Linked DNA regions of Homo sapiens: region 1 is linked to region 2. A link is a contact called in ENCODE Hi-C or POLR2A ChIA-PET data. All regions are on one chromosome and are shown on one strand. The core of a region is the stretch at or near the end of the contact, and the rest is flanking DNA. Distances in the headings are between cores, read along the strand shown.

Region 1 (2,700 bases), core at 45-2,544, 620 kb before region 2:
GAGGCAGGAGAATCACTTGAGCCCGGAGACGCAGGTTGTGGTGAGCCGAGATCATGCCACTGCACTCAAGCCTGGGCGACAGGGTGAGACCTTGTCAAAAAGAAAAAAAAAAAGAACGAAAGAAAGAAAACATAAATATGGACATTAAAATATTTTTACTTTATATATAAATGTAAAGTATTTTTACCATATATTACATATAAAGTAAATATAAAATATTATATATAAAAATTTCTTTTTCTTTTGGTAGAGATGGGGGTCTCCCCATGTTGCCCAGGCTGGTCCCGAACCCCTGGGCTCAAGCAATCTCCCACCTCGGCCTCCCAAAGTTATGGGATTACAGGCGTGAGCCACTGCACCCGGCCAAAATGTTTTTAAATGCTTAATGCTGGACACATGTACTTTCAGGCCACTGACAGCTTCATCACCAAATGTAATCTTCAGCATAGTTTTTACACAACAACTTTACTGAGATATAATTAACATATACGATTAACCCACTTAAAATATACAATTTAATGTTTTTAGTATATTCAGATTTGTGCAACCAGCACCACAATCAATTTAAAAATACTTTCATCCACAAAAGGAATCCATACCTTTGGCAGTCATTCCCCAACTCCCCAACCCCTCAGCCCCTAGCAACCACACTAATCAACTTAATGTCTCTACAGATTTCCAGCATATTTTTCAAAGCTGAGAGACTTTTCTCCCTTTGCGCTTAGTAACTGGAAGATTTTAATACGCCTTGGCTGCTAAAAGTACTGAAATTGCTCGCCATATACGATGAGGGACAGTAGTACTGAAGCATCACTCTTTAAAAATCACCGGCCAGAGTCTCTGAAAGTCCACCTTGCACTTTACACAGATTCCTCCAATTCTGAATATGGGGACGGCCCTATCCAGTAAATGATTCAGATTTAGGAAACAATATTTACAAGGTATTAATAATTCCTGGAGTCTAGTTCTTTGCAGATTCCATTATAACAAACGGCTGTTAGCACCCGTTTCAATTAGTTTTGCAGAATAAACCTGGGATTTAAAGGACAGGGAAGTTGTTTCCATGACCCCCGGGGAACTCTCATCGAAGGCCGTGTGTTCCGGGGCAGGCCCCGCCGAAGAGCCCTACCTGACGACTTCGCCATTGTCCGGCTATAGTAAAGCAGTGAGCCCAACACAGACCAGGTGCCGATCCCGTAGACCACCGACATCCGCCGGTACCAGGCCGTGAACTCATTTCGATACATGGGTACGCCAGCGAGTGCCTCGATTCTCGCAGGCCCACGGCAGAGGCGGGACTTCCGGTGAGGGCGTCGCTGCGGTCCCTGCCGCCGGAACCATTAAGGAGCCGCCAGTTTTCAGCGTCCGCTTCCGGCTCTGCCCCGATGCACCTTGGGGCCTCTGGCCCGGAAAGTCGCTCAGGTGTCCGGACTTTCGGGTGTAGAACTGTGGGCGTGCGATACTTTTTACCACGTGACGAGGACTAAATGACAACTTAGAGGAGAAGCTTCTCACTTGCAAAATTGTAATGCCTTCGTGGGCTCCAGACGGTATCCGAAAAGGTTACTTCCAATTCCTCTTCCAGTTTTCAGATTTGCAGGGATACCGCTTGTCTCTCCCCGCAACTCTTCTTTTCCTCCATTTTTCTTTCCGGAACTCTGGGTGAACTTTAAATACTTCCAGGCCAAAGCTAATCCCTCCACTAGGCTCTGGGTACTATTTTTTCCAGCCTCAGTGGCCTTTCCCCTCATTGACACCCTAAGTCCTCCCCCATCTTCATTATTGACGTTTATCCTTCATACAAACGTGCCCATGTCTCAAAAACAAAAAATCTCCTTCGACTCCGACCACCTCCAGCTTTTGTCTTATGCATACATTTTTTAAAGCAAGATGCCCTCAATAGACTGAACAACTTAAGAGCAAGTGTGATGTGCTTGGCACAAGGTAGGCCCGGTAAATTAACGTTAAGTACTTTTCAGCCACACTCAAACTTGGTTTCGAAAGCATTTGCCACCACTGACCCCACCTGCACCTTTCATGGCTTCAGAAACATCATTTTCCCTGGTATCCTTCAGGGTTCTTTTCACCTTGCCCACCCTTTAAAAACTGATGTTCTGCCCTACAGAAATAGATAAAAAACTTAACTCTGAATGGATCGCTGACTTAAATGTAAAAGCTAAAACTATTTAATATAAGCCTAGAAAAAAACCAGGAGAATATGTTTGCCATCTTGGAATAAGCACAGAATTCTTAGAATAAAAAAGGCATCCCAAGCGGGGTGGCTCATGCCTGTAACCCCAGCACTTTGGGAGGTAGAGCAGGGAGGATTGCTTGAACCCAAGAGTTCCAGACCAGCAAGGCCAACATAGTGAGACCCCATCTCATTTTATATATATATGCATAAAGCGAAAATGGATAAATAGGGCTTTTAAAAAAAAATTAAAATTTTTGCTCTTTGAAGGTCACAGTTGAGAAAATGAAAAGCCAAGCCACAGAATAAAATATTCATAATAACATATATCTAACAAAAGGACTTGGATCCAGAATATATGAGGACGCTTTACAACTCAGTTATAAAAATACAGCCCAACTAAAAACCAGGCAATAAATTTGAATAGAACGAAAGAAGATATACAAATGACCAATAAGCACAGTAGCATCATTAGTCATCACAGAAATGGACATTAAAAGAATACAATA
Region 2 (2,785 bases), core at 225-2,724:
GTGAGTCTGCTCTGAACACTTGAGCACCAGCAGAAGGTTGGGTGATGGTCAAAGTTTTAGTCAAGTAAAACTGCAAGACAGAACTTGATGTCACAAATTCAATGAAGGAATTAGGGCGGACATGCATATTCTTGGTTTGTTCCAATTTCCAATGGGTCATTAATGCCGAATTCTGATGGCAATAGGAGTAGATGAAATGAAAAAGGGCTGGGTGCAGTGGCTCACGCCTGTAATCCCAGCACTTTGGGAGGCTGAGGCGGGCGGATCACGAGGTCAGGAGATCGAGACCATCCTGGCTAACACAGGGAAACCCCGTCTCTACTAAAAATACAAAAAATTAGCCGGGTGTGGTGGCGGGCGCCTGTAGTCCCAGCTACTCGGGAGGCTGAGGCAGGAGAATGGCGTGAACCCAGGAGTCAGAGCTTGCAGTGAGCCGAGATCCCGCCACTGCACTCCAGCCTGGGCAACAGAGCAAGATTCCGTCTCAAGAAAAAAAAAGAAAAAGGAGTAGATGAAAAGGAAGCATGCCCTAAAGATCATCAAGTAAACCTGTCTTGAATACGTGTAGCAGTTTTTCACTGTTTTGGATTTAAAAATGTTTTAAGTTTTATTTTTAATCGACAAGTCATTGTATTGCATTTGTGGAATACAGTGTGATGCTTTGCAGGTACATAATGTGAAATTATTAGATCAAGCTAATTAACATCTTTCATTTTTTTCAGTGGTAATACATTTGAAATTTGCTGTTTCAATATATATTATTGACTGTAGTCACCCTGTTGTGCAGTAGATCTCAAAATTTATTCCTTGAGTTTAGCTGCAGCCTTCTACCCATTCTCTTTCCCACCTTCCCCAGCACCCCACCCTCATCCTCTGATAACCATCATTCTGTTCTCTACTTCTAGGAGTTCAACTTAAGATTTTACCTGTAAGTGAGATCATGTAATGTTTGTCTTTCTGTGCCTGGTTTATTTTATTTGGCATAATGTCCTCTAAGATCCATCCACATTGTCCCATATGAGAGAATTTTGTTATTTTAAAAGGCCGGATAGTATAATGTATCTATACTACATTGTCTTCATCCACTGATGGATAATTCTCAATTGATTTTGTATTTTGGCTATTGTAAATAATGCTGCAGTGAACATGGAAGTACGGATATCCCATTGAGATACTGATTTCAGTTCCTTTTATATTCCCAGAAGTGGGTTTGCTGGATCATATGGTAATTCTATTTTTAGTTTTTTGAGGAACCTCTATACCATTTTCCATGGTGGCTGTACTAATTTACATTCCCAGCAACGGTGTAGAAGAGTTCACTTTTCTCTGCATTGTTGCTAACACTGATCTTTCATCTATTTGAGAAAATGCATTCTAGCAGGTGTGAGGTAATCTCATTGTGGTTTTAATTTGCATTTCCCTAATGGCTAGTGCTGCTGAACGTTGTTTGCATGAACCTGGTATGTCTTCTTTTGAGAAGCATTTTCACAAGCCATTGGTGAAGTATGTGGCTCACCACCACCCATACTCCAGCCCTGTTCCCAGTCACTGGTACCTAGAGGGTGAGAGTGAGGCTGCTCATCAACGTGTTCTCCAAGTCATAAGCTGCTGCTCTCCCACTCACGATGCTTGGTGATTCAGTGATGTTTTCCACTTAAAGACAGTGATAGCTGTATCACCACAGTTAATAGATGTCTGATGTGTCCCAGTCACAGAGATAATACAAATGTGAGGAAATAATGCTGGTGCCTGAAAGCATTGGAGACCATTTGTAAGAATGCCATTTGGTAGTTAAAGTGAACATGAAAATTGTTTAGTTTTTCTTGGTTTCATAAACATTTTTTCTTCCTGTAGAACTGATAAATTTCAAACGGAAGAGAGTGGCAGCATTTAGAAAGAATCTAATTGAAATGTCTGAACTGGAAATAAAACATGCCAGGGTAAGTGTTTTCTACAGATGAAGCCAACATCTTTTATGGTTTTTTCCAAGTTATTTCCCAGTTTACTAACCCATTGTCATCAGGCAGTTGGGGTGGCCTTGTGGTATTAATCGTCTGTAGTACTTAGTTGATGGGAGCCACTCATTGTTTATTTGTAGTCTTGTTTATAATGTCACCCATGACTAATTTTTAGCAACTTTTTTTTTTTTTTTTTAATAGAGATGGGGTTTCACCATTTTGGCCAGGCTGGACTTGAACCCCTGACCTCAGGTGATCCACCTGCCTTGGCCTCCCAAAGTGCTGGGATTACAGGTGTGAGCTAAAGCTCCCAGCCCTAATTTCTAGCAACTTTTATTCAATCTTTCCAAGGCCCTTGCCTTCATGGAACAACGCACTGATAGTGTCTTAAGAAGTTACAGTAAGCAGGATCACATTTAGGAGCAAGCAGGTGAGGGCAGAGGTGCTGGAGTGAACGTCGGCTCTTTGGCTGGTAGCCTTACCCACTGAGGGAGAGGAGCTGAAACATGAAATGGGGATGCGTGGTACGTTGCAGTTCACCTGGGATTTGATGAAGAGAAGGGCCAGCTTGCTCTGGCTGACTTTAAACCTCCCGTGAAAAGCCGTGTTGGTGTACTTGAGTCATTCCAGGTATATGGCAAGTTTTAATAATTCACTGGTCTGCCTTGCCTTTTTTCCCCACAGAACAATGTCTCCCTTTTGCAGAGCTGTATTGACTTGTTCAAGAATAACTGATATGCCTTCACTCAGAAGAAAAGAAATGAATGTGAAAGAAAGCCAAGCATCACTTGCACTTAAATCATTACCACGGAAGATATATTAGCTTC

Evidence for each region. A loop is a pair of places that touch in the nucleus more often than their neighbours do. ChIA-PET counts read pairs that join two places held with the same protein, here RNA polymerase II (POLR2A). Pooled maps may share reads with other maps.
Region 1: a pooled map shows a loop between it and region 2 (2.4-fold over the local background). The contact joins the promoter of SMIM26 here to the enhancer-like site in region 2. A Hi-C loop is called at or near these places in 1 of 50 pooled maps. POLR2A ChIA-PET finds 5 or more read pairs at or near these places in 2 of 52 experiments (HEK293T and activated naive CD4-positive, alpha-beta T cell).

The regions. Positions count from the first base shown.
Region 1 is chr20:18,566,026-18,568,725 of GRCh38, reverse strand. SMIM26 (small integral membrane protein 26) reads right to left here and starts at 1,294. Exons shown (of 2, transcript NM_001348957.2): 1 at 1,130-1,294. The coding sequence starts at 1,247. RefSeq lists a silencer at 1,161-1,443 and an enhancer at 1,507-1,606.
Region 2 is chr20:17,942,265-17,945,049 of GRCh38, reverse strand. It overlaps SNX5 (sorting nexin 5), which reads left to right. Exons shown (of 13, transcript NM_014426.4): 12 at 1,855-1,940; 13 at 2,643-2,785. The coding sequence ends at 2,693. Among named protein-coding and RNA genes, the nearest start is that of SNORD17, 19 kb to the left of the region's middle. Within about 2 kb of position 1,474, at least 2 of the 41 ENCODE cell types and tissues checked have a DNase peak (open chromatin) inside an H3K27ac peak, as active enhancers do.